2 separate regions of the Homo sapiens genome follow, and region 1 is linked to region 2. A link is a loop called in an ENCODE intact Hi-C map of the cell type or tissue named here. Cell type or tissue: CD4-positive, alpha-beta T cell. All regions are shown on one strand. Links, peaks and the distances in the headings refer to the core of each region. The heading gives the core; the rest is flanking DNA.

What was found. Peaks named below come from ENCODE experiments on the same cell type or tissue, not always from the same donor. Only the 100,000 strongest peaks of a DNase experiment are listed, where the experiment ranks them.
Region 1: a loop joins it to region 2, with 2.8 times the contacts of the local background. A loop is called at or near these places in 3 of 110 quality-filtered maps.

What each region holds. Positions count from the first base shown.
Region 1 is chr15:22,803,533-22,806,032 of GRCh38, forward strand. The region is part of intron 1 of NIPA1 (NIPA magnesium transporter 1); the gene reads left to right. Among named protein-coding and RNA genes, the nearest start is that of NIPA1, 18 kb to the left of the region's middle. In CD4-positive, alpha-beta T cell, for the core only: no CTCF peak of the experiment used is centred there; no DNase peak of the experiment used is centred there.
Region 2 is chr15:22,754,372-22,762,603 of GRCh38, forward strand. LOC283683 (a long non-coding RNA gene) reads left to right here and starts at 3,486. Exons shown (of 5, transcript NR_040057.1): 1 at 3,486-3,623; 2 at 4,448-4,550. It also overlaps the pseudogene LOC100132817. RefSeq lists a silencer at 3,508-3,737. In CD4-positive, alpha-beta T cell, for the core only: no CTCF peak of the experiment used is centred there; DNase peaks (open chromatin) are centred at 3,180 and 3,540; H3K4me3 peaks cover 924 bases.

The sequences.
Region 1 (2,500 bases), core at 1-2,500, 47 kb after region 2:
GAGTCTCACTCTGTTGCGTAGGCTGGAGTGCAGTGGCGTGATCTTGGCTCACTGCAACCTCTGCCCCCCTGGTTCAAGTGATTCTCCTGCCTCAGCCTCCTGAGTAGCTGGGATTACAGGCACCTGCTACCGGGCCCGGCTAATTTTTTTTTTTTTTTTTTTTTTGAGACAGAGTCTTGCTCTGTCGCCCAGGCTGGAGTGTAGTGGCGTGATCTCAGCTCACTGCAGACTCTGCCTCCCAAGTTCATGCCATTCTCCTGCCTCACGCTCCCGAGTAGCTGGGACTACAGGCACCCGCCACCACGCCCGGCTAATTTTTTGTATTTTTAGTAGAGACGGGGTTTCACTGTGTTAGCCAGAATGATCTCGAGCTCCTGACCTTGTGATCTGCCCGCCTCGGCCTCCGAAAGTGCTGGGATCACAGGCGTGAGCCACCGTGCCCGGCCTTGTTTTTGTTTTTTTGAGACAGGGTCTCACTCTGTTGCCCAGGCTGGAATGCAGTGGCGTGATCTTGGCTCACTGCAACCTCTGCCTCCCTAGTTCGAGCGATTCTCCTGCGTCAGCGTCCTGAGTAGCTGGGATTACAGGCATGAACCACCACATCCAGCTAATTTTTTAAATTTTTAGTAGAGACGGGGTTTCATCATGTTGGCCAGGCTGGTGTCGAACCCCTGACCCCAGGTGATTCACCCACCTCAGCCTCCCAAAGTGCAAGGATTACAGGTGTGAGCCACCGCACCCAGCTGGGCCCGGCTAATTTTTGTATTTTTAGTAGAGAAAGGGTTTCACCATCTTGGCCAGGCTGGTCTTGAACTCCTGACCTCGTGATCCACCCGCCCCGGCCTCCTAAAGTGCTAGGATTACAGTCATGAGCCACTGCGCCTGGCCTAAAAGTTCCTCTTGAGGAGCACGAATGTTTAGTTTTGTTGAAGTCTAATTTGTCTGTTTTTTTCCTATCTGGTCGGTGCTTTTGATTTCTGCCTGAGAAATCTTTGTCTCTCCTCAGGTCACAATGGCATCTTCTTGTGTGTTCTTAGAGCTTCACAGCTTTAGTGTTTAGCGTTAGGTCCGTAAGCCACGTTGAGTTACAGGATGGTCTGAGGCATGAATTAAACTTCAACGTTTTCTCTACAACATCCAGTTGGTCCAGCACCATTTGTTGGAGACTTTTCCATTGAATTGTACTGGTGCTTCATTCAGTCTGTGATCTGGCTGTACATGTATGGACCGATTTCTGAACTCTATTCCGTTGTGTTTGTCTATCCTTATGCCAGTACCATACTGTCTTGATTATATAGTTTTATAGTAAATTTTTTTTTTTTTAAGACGGAGTCCGCTCTGTCGCCCAGGCTGGAGTGCAGTGGCGCAATCTTGGCTCACTGCAAGCTCCGCCTCCTGGGTTCACACCATTCTCCTGCCTCAGCCTCCCGAGTGAGTAGCTGGGACTACAGGCACCTGCCACCATGCCTGGCTAATTTTTTGCATTTTTAGTAGAGATAGGATTTCACTGTGTTAGCCAGGATGGTCTCAATCTCCTGACCTCATGATCCACCTGCCTCAGCCTCCCAAAGTGCTGGGATTACAGGCGTGAGCCACCATGCCCAGCCTATGGTAAATCTTAAAATTAGATAGTATATGTCATAAAACTTTGTCTTTTTTCCATAATTGCCAAACTATTTCTTAGGAAAAATAAGTTCTGCATATCTAATAACCAACAGGCAAAAGAACTTCAAATATTAAGTCCATGAGTTAAGTTGGTGCACAGCAGTGCTCAGTTAATGTTTCAGAAGGCAGTTAATGCCTTCCTCTGGCTGTGCCGGTGTCAGGAAAGAATATTTATTTATTCTTAGTCCTTCTTAGAGAACTCTGTAGGACCGGGCGCGGTGGCTCACGCCTGTAATCCCAGCACTTTGGGAGGCCGAGGTGAGCGGATCACCTGAGGTCAGGAGTACAAGACCATCCTGACCAATATGGTGAAACCCTGTCTCTACTAAAAATACAAAAATTAGCTGGGTGTGGTGGCGCAGCCTGTAATGCCAGCTACTCAGGAGGCTGAGGCAGGAGAACTGTTTGAACCCAGGAGTCAGAGGTTGCAGTGAGCAGAGATCACACCAGTGCACTCCAGCCTGGGCAAGAGAGTGAGACTCTGTCTCAAAAAGAAAAAGAAAAAGAAAAATCTGTAAAAACTATGTTACATCTTTTTTATACATTAATTTACAAAGAACTAGTTATCCACTCTTGCTTGGCTTTTATCAGCAACTTCTGTTGTTGATGTTAGAAGCACACATAAGTGGAAGCAATCTTTTTGTGGAATAATTAGAAGGTAAATACATTGGATGCCCATCTATATTTTTATACTATAAAGCTGTATTTTATTTATTTTTTTTTACTTATTTATTTATTTATTTTGGGATGGAGTCTCACTCTGTCGCCCAGGCTGGAGTGCAGTGGCGCGATCTCGGCTCACTGCAAGCTCCGCCTTCTGGGTTCACACCATTCT
Region 2 (8,232 bases), core at 2,565-5,064:
GTATAAAATCAATAACATTCACATTATGTGATAGTCTACAGCCAAACAATAATAGAAAGCAAGTGAAATGCTTAGCATAGCTATTTAGTCTACTAAATTAGGTTTGTGAAAATGGGAATGCCAAATGCCTTAAGGCTTACAGCAGGTGCAAAAGCAAAACATCAGAGGTCAACCTAAGGATATTTTTAATATAAAATTAATGTACCTGCATTGTAAGCATTTTTTTTTGTATGGTAGAAAGGAAAAAATTCTTGTATTATTCTACTATAAATGTGTATTCTTTGCTCTACTAAATTTGCATGTCATTGTCAGCCTTTCACTTTGTCTTCAGCTAACAAGAACCTCTTGGGTTCATCCTTTGGAGAACCTGATATCATGGAAAATGGACTGAACTAGGAGAAGAGCCTTTGTTTAGACCACATGCTGAGGTCTAGTGGCTTCAATTAAAAATATATAAATGTGGCCGGGCACAGTGGCTCACGCCTGTTAACTCCAGCACTTTGGGATTCTGAGGCGGGCAGATCACGAGGTCAGGAGTTCAAGACCAGCCTGACCAACGTGATGAAATCCCGTCTCTACTAAAAATACAAAAATTAGCTAGGCATGGTGGCACGTGCCTGTAATCCCAGCTACTCAGGAGGCTGACGCAGGAGAATCGCTTGAATCCCGGAGGCGGAAGCTGTAGTGAGCCAAGATCATGCCATTGCACTCTAGCCTGGGACGACAGAGTGAGACTCCATCTCAAAAAAAAAAAAAACAATTATGTGTGTGTGTGTATATATATATATATATATATATATATATGCTTAATCTCTAAGCTTTGGAAGGAACAGCCTATCTACAGAAAAATTTAAAACTTGGTCATGGCAGGTACAGAGCTGGGCCCCATGAATTTTGTTGACATTGGGGTCAGCAGATTCTGTAAATTTTCACTATACCTCTCATATGATCTGCCGCCACACCATTCATACTCTTTTAACTTTATTTCTCCTCATACCAGTAAATTACTAAAACTGCCAAGTTTTTTTTTCACAAATTAGTATTTTTAGCATTCTCTTCCTTCAGTCTGCAATGAAATTCTCTACTCCCCTCCCTCCTCCTTCCTCCTTGACTCCCACTAATGCACATTTGTGTTTTGGTTTCCACACCAAATGAGCTACCTTCAATAAGCATCCCACAACTCCACAGGGAACTTTTGTTTCTCTACCTTCTGTGCTGTGGAAGCACTTGGCTCAGAATGAGAGATCTGTCTGCATTTCAGATCTACAAATTACTCATTGTGTGACCTTGGACATATCCCTAATATTTTTGAGCCTCAGTTTCTCAAAAATTAGAATAAAGATACCAAACTCCTGGGGTTTTGTGAGAGTAAAATGAGACGATGTGTGTAAGAGACTCAGTGCAGTGTCAGTATCTACCATGTGCTATGCACTCTGCGTTTTCTTTTTTTTTTTTTTTTTTTTTTGAGACGGAGTCTCGCTCTGTCACCCAGGCTGGAGTGCAGTGGCGTGATCTTGGCTCATTGCAAACTCTGCCTCCTGGGTTCAAGAGATTCTCCTGTCTCAGCCTTCGAGTAGCTGGGACTACAGGCCCTTGCCACCACGCCTGGCTAATTTTTGTATTTTTAGTAAAGACAGCGTTTCACCATATTGGTCAGGCTGGTCTTGAACTCCTGACCTCAGGTCATCCACCCACCTCGGCATCCGAAAGTGCTGGGATTACAGGTGTGAGCCACCATGCCCGGGCCAACCCATAGCCTTTTGGTCTTCTCTCAGCCAAGGCATCCAGTGAAAATGCAATTTATTTTTCAGATTCCTCTGGAGAATTAAAAAGTCTCTTTTGCGGCTGGACACAGCAACTCCTGTAATCCCAGCACTCTGGGAGGCTGAGGCAGGCAGATCACAAGGTCAGGAGATCGAGACCATCCTGGCCATGGCCAAAATGGTGAAACCTGTCTCTACTAAAAATACAGAAATTAGCTGGGTGTGGTGGCACAGGCCTGTTGTCCCAGCTACGTGGGAGGCTGAGGCAGGAGAATTGCTTGAACCCAGGAGACGGAGGTTGCAGTGGGCCAAGATTGAGCCACTGCACTTGCTCTGGTGAAAGAGCAAGACTCCGTCTCAAAAAAAAAAAAAAAAAAAAAAAAGTCTCTTTTGCATCAAATTGCCATACTCTCTGCTCTTGGTCCTCTTTTCCATGTACTCATTCTTCAAGCATTTATTTTCTCATTGCCTGATCCAGATCATTGCAATGACCAAAAAATGTTCGGATGCTATGATTTTTGTGATATTCTTTTAGCAAGTTAATCACGATGTTGCATTCTTGAGTGTGCAAGTGTGGAGGTAAGTCAGGATGCATCTTTAAGACAAAAAGATGGGTCACGGCAGTGCCACACCACTCACGGCCACACCAGGAGAGCTGAAAGTCACCAACGAAGATGCCTGACCCAGAAGCTGGCTGCTAGGGAGCCAAGCCAGGTCACTCCACATGTGGCCAATGCCCGGGGATGGCCCTCCACCGCCCAAGCTTATTATTATTACTATTATTATTATTTTGAGATGGAGTCTGGCTCTGCCTCCCAGGCTGGAGTGCAGTAGCACGATCTCGGCTCACTGCAACCTCCGCCTCTGGGGTTCAAGCGATTCTCCTGCCTCAGCCTCCCGAGTAGCTGGGACCACAGGCACGTGCCACCTCACCTGGCTAATTTTATTTTTTGAATAGACAGGGTCTTGTTATGTTGCCCAGGCTGGTCTTGAACTCCCGGGCTCAAGCGATCCTCCCACTTCAGCCTCCCAAAGTGCCAAGACTACAGGTGTGAGCCACCACACCTGGCCAAGTTCTACTTTTCTAATATTTAAAATATGAAATAGGCCGGGCACGGTGGCTCACACCTGTAATCCCAGAACTTTGGGAGGCTGAGGCGGGCAGATCACCAGAGGTCAGGAGTTCGTGACCAGCCTGGCCAACATGATGAAACCCCGTCACTACTGAAAATACAAAAATTAGCCAGGTGTGGTAGCAGATGCCTGTAATCCCAGCTACTCGGAAGGCTGAGGCACCTAAACCGGGGAGGTGGAGGTTGTAGTGAGCCGCTACCATGCCACTGCACTCCAGTCTCGGCGACGCAATGAGACTCTGTCTCAAAAAAAAAAAAAATAGATGATGTCAGTGATTTCTATTACATGAGGTCTGGAAGCACTCTGTACGTGATTGCTCCACGTTTAGTGGTGCTAAGTTCAAATAATTCAGGTGGTGAGAAACTGACTTCCGTAGGAGTGCGGGTGTGCGTGCGTGCCGCGGAAATCCCGCCTTCTGGCACCTGCGGTTGCCCCCTGGCCTCAGCCGGTGGGCTCCCAAGTAGGAAGATAAACCGCATTGCAGGAAGCGGGAGAGTCCGGAGGAGCGGCGAAGCGCTCCTCTTCCCCATTGGCTGCGCCCACGGAGCCGCCTTGCGATTGGCCCTAAGCGCGGGTGGCGGGGGTCGGGAGAGGCGTCAGGATCCCTGGCGCCGCCTGAGCCAGCGGCTGCTAGGAGGCTGTGTCCGCAAGCCAGCGGGGCGAGGCGGCTGGGCCCTGCGCGTCAGGTCCCGGCCTGGGGCACCGGGGCTGCCAGCGTCGGAGGAGGTGCGGGCGCTGGGTTGACGGGCGGCCGAACGGGGGGCCTGCGCGGACCGCCCGCGGCGCAGCCTTGGGTCTGTCTCCATGTCTAAGTGGTGGTGGCTGTGGGTTTTTCTGCAGGTGATCCTTTTGAGTAATTTGTTTCACGCAGGCGCCCTGCTGTAGGGTAAAGCGGCAGATTCGTGCTGCTGTCATTTGTCGTTCAAACTGTGGGCTTCTTGACCAGGCGCGGTGGCTCAAGCCTGTAATCCCAGCACTTTGGGAGGCCGAGGCGGGCGGATCACGAGGTCAGGAGATGGAGATCATCCTGGCTAACACGGCGAAACCCTGTCTCTACTAAAAATACAAAAAATTAGCTGGGCGTGGTGGCGGGCGCCTGCAGTCCCAGCTACTCGGGAGGCTGAGGCAGGACAATGGTGTGAACCCGGGAGGTGGAGCTTGCAGTGAGCTGAGATTCCGCCACTGCACTCAAGACTGGGTGACAGAGGGAGACTCCATCTCAAAACAAAACAAAAAACGATGGGCTTTCTGTCATGTGTGTGTGTACCTTTTGGATTTGAGGGCAGGGGGATGACATTGTGATCTGGCCTCCTGAGAAACCAGGCACACCCTGCCTACCTTGGAAGGAGGCTTTCCCTTCCCCACCTCCCTCTCCCTCCATCTGTTCCCTCTTTCCCTCTCTGCACTTCACTCCGGTCCCCCAGCTCTTCTCTCCCATCTTTTTGTTCTCTGTCTCTCTCTTTTGTTTTTTTTCTGCATTAAACCTTTCCGGAGTGTCTTTGTAAAATAGTAAAAAGCGTTAGGTCTTCAACATGTATGTTTACTTGCAGGCCTGAGAACTGGGAGGAAGCTGGAGAAAAGATGCCCTCTGAATCTTTGTGTTTGGCTGCCCAGGCTCGCCTTGACACCGAATGGTTGAAAACAGATATACAGGTGGGGTTTGACATGTGTTTTTCTTGGTGTATTTCTGCTTCCATGTTTAAATTTCTCGTGTAAGGCTTTTTTTTAGGGTATGTAAGGGGAAGTCAGTTGTATCTTGCTATATTAGAGGATCAGGTTTGTTTCCTGTAACTTAAAATGTAACAGTCTTCATGGCTGTTTTTGTAGATCGTGCAGGGCTGCCTTTTAATTAGTTTCTTGCAAGTGCAGGAAACGAGATTTATTAATAGGCAAAATTTTTTTCTTAATTATTATTACTGGTTGAGAAATCTGCTACACTCCTAACCATATCATGGTGACTGTTGTTTGTTACTGATAGTTTTTGAGCTGTTGAGTTAACTGTGGAGGGCAAAATTGGAGAAGTAAGTTGCAGTAATTATGGCCGCTAGAAACTCACTCCTTTTATGAGGTCTTTTGTTTGTGTTTCTGGAGAGAAAAGAGTTAGTTCAGTTGAGCTGTTTGTTTTGTATTTGTAACCAATACAAGGACTGAGGACAATTATGTTGAAACTGAGGTCATAATGTTGGGATCTTAAGGGCTGAAGGTTCCAAATAAATGGTATGTATAGAATTCTCTCTGACTTGAAATTTTCCCTTTCCGGACCTCCAGATGCTGAGGCTAGGAGTGTCCATATGACAGTGCCTTCCATGACTGGAGTCAGCAACCTTTTTTTTTTTTTTTTTACACGTATCAGTAATTCATTCTCTATATTTTGAAAAGTTTTAACCTCTTCTTCCTAGCCCTCCAGTATTTGTTAATAAATTAAAACGTTTCCCAAAGTGTTTTTTGTGAAACAATAATTCTAAAAGATGCTCTAGAAAAGCTAAGTACATGGAAAAATCCAAAGTGTATATTTTATTTATTACATTTCATGAATTTTTGTTTTTGTTTTTTCCTCTTGAGAGGGAGTCTTGCTCTGTCTCTCAGGCTGGAGTGCAGTGGCATGATCTTGGCTCACTGCAACCTCCGCCTCCTGGGTTCAAGCAGTTCTCTGCCTTAGCCTCCAGAGTAGCTAGGATTACAGGTGCCCTCCACCACGGCCAGCTAATTTTTGTGTTTTTAGTAGAGACAGAGTTTCACCATATTGGCCAGGCTGGTCTTGAACTCCTGACCTCATGATCCACCCTCCTTGGCCTCCCAAAGTGCTGGGATTACAGGTGTGAGCCACTGTGCCTGGACCACATTTGATGACTTTTTTTGTCCTTTGTTCTTTTAAAAATCATGGTTAGAAAGCAGAGCATAATTGTTCTTTACGTAGAACCCAACTGATTGGGGTTTTTAGGGAGACGTTTTGACATTCAGTAAATGTTTTTGTTTTCCATTATTAAGACTATGAATTTTTTATTTTACTTTCTGAGACAGGGTCTTGCTCTGTTGCCCAGGCTGGAGTGCAGTGGCGTGATCTTGGCTCACTGCAACCTCTGCCTCCCGGGTTCAAGCAGTTCTCCTGCCTCAGCCTCCCGAGTAGCTGGCATTACAGGTGCCCGCCACCACTACCCTCCCCCTTTCAGGTTCAAGCGATCCTCTGCCTCAGCCTCCTGAGTAGCTGGGATTACAGGTGCACGCCAGCATGCCCGGCTAATTTTTGAATTTTTAGTAGAGACGAGGTTTCACCGTGTTGGTTAGATTGGTCTCGAATTCCTGACCTTGTGATCCACCCGCCTCGGTCTCCCAAAGTGCTGGGATTACAGGCCTGAGCCACATTTTTAGTAGAGATGGGGTATCACTATGTTGGCCAGGCTGCTCTGGAACTCCTGACCTCAAGTGATCCCCTCACCTCGGCTTCCCAAAGTGCTAGGATTACAGATGTAAGCTACCACGCCTAGCCGTATTTTGTATTTTTAGTAGAGATGGGGTTTTGCTGTGTTGGCCAGGCTGGTCTTGATCTCCTGGGTGCAAGTGATCATCCCACATTGGCCTCTCAAAGTGCTGGGATTACAGGCATGAGCCACCACACCTGGCCAATGGGAGGTCTCGCTTCCCTTCTCTCCAGCATTCCATAAGCAATGTGTTTCGGTAGTATGTGTTCGATTTTCTCTATGTATACTTTGAACCCTACAGTAGTGAAAGGAAGAGTAGACAACTTTGAAGTTGTTGTGGTGTGGTCTTTGAGCTGGTGGTGCTAATTACTCTTGGTTGTTTTCGTGGCCTCCAGTGACTTCATCCTGCTTTTGCTGTTGTAAAGTGTTGTAATTTATGCTCCTGAGAATAACTCTTGAGGTGTACTTAGGGTTCTTGTCTGCTTCCCGGTGACTGTCGAAGCTTTTCATCTTGAAGAAGGGAGATGAGCAGTGTTCCAGTACACTGAGTTTAAAATTAAGAATGTTGCATTTTTTTAATGTGTAAAATTTATAGCCAGCTGTAGGGTAGGGGTGGCCTACTTTCTCTAAAGGGCCAGAAAGTAAATATTTTAAGGTCTCAATGGACCCTATGGTCTCTGTCATAGCCATGAGACCTTGCAGATTTAGTGCCAAAGTAGCCACAGACAATACCACGTCAGCGGGCAGGGGACGTTCATTCTGTAAAGTGTATTTATGGACACCAAAAGATGAAGTCCACCGAATGTTTGCAAGTCACAAAATACTGTTTTTCTTTTGAATGTTTTTCAATTATTAAAAAATATAAAATACAGTGGCCGGGCATGGTGGCTCACACCTGTAATCCCAGCACTTTTAGAGGCTGAGGCAGGCGGATCACCTGAGGTCAGGAGTTCGAGACCAGCCTGGCCAGCATGGTGAAACCCCATCTCTACTAAAAACAAAAAATTAGCGGGGCATGGTGATGCACGCCTGTAATCCCAGCTCCTCGGAGGCTGAGGCAGGAGAATCACTTGAACCTGGGAGAATCGCTTGAGCCTGGGAGGCAGAGGTTGTGATGAGCCAAGACTCTGTCTCAAAAGAACAACAAAAATAAAATACTTTCTCTGCGTTCAGACCATACACAAAGAGGCTGTGGGCTGGGTTTGGCCCCTGGGCTGTGGTTAGTGACCCCAAACACACACACACATACACACACGTAGGGCAGAGTCTGGCATTTAGAGCCAGCACCTGTGTTCTCACCTGAGCTGTGTTCCTGGCTGGGTTCTGCTGTGTATTCTGTGACCCAAGATGTCTGTCTACCTTGGTAAACTGGAGACAACAAAGCCTGCCTCCTTCAAGGTTGTTTGTAAAGATTTAAAAGGGTAATGTATTGTTGTTAGGCCAGATGCTTTGCATAGTACATGTTAGGTTATTTTCACTTTTTTTTTTTTTTTTTGAGACAGAGTCCTACTCTGTTGTACAGGCTGGAGTCCAGTGGCGAGATTCCAGCTCACTGCAACCTCTGCCTCCCAGGTTCAAGCAATTCTCCTGCCTCAGCCTCTCGAGCTGCTGGGATTACAGGTGGCTGCCACCATGCCAGGCCAATTTTGATATTTTTAGTAGAGATCGGGTTTCACCATGTTGGCCAGGCCGGTCTCAAACTCCTGACCTCAAGTGATCCACCCACCTCGGCCTCCCAACGTGGTGGGATTACAGGCGTGAGCCACCGCATCTGGCCCATTTTCACTTTCCATTAGCTGCTTTTTTCCCCCATTCATTTCCTACCTTTCTGTGTATGATTTCTGAATTAAATGTATTTCATGTCTTAACCTTCTGAATTGTTTGTCCTCTCATTTTCCATGTTGTTAAGGAAAATA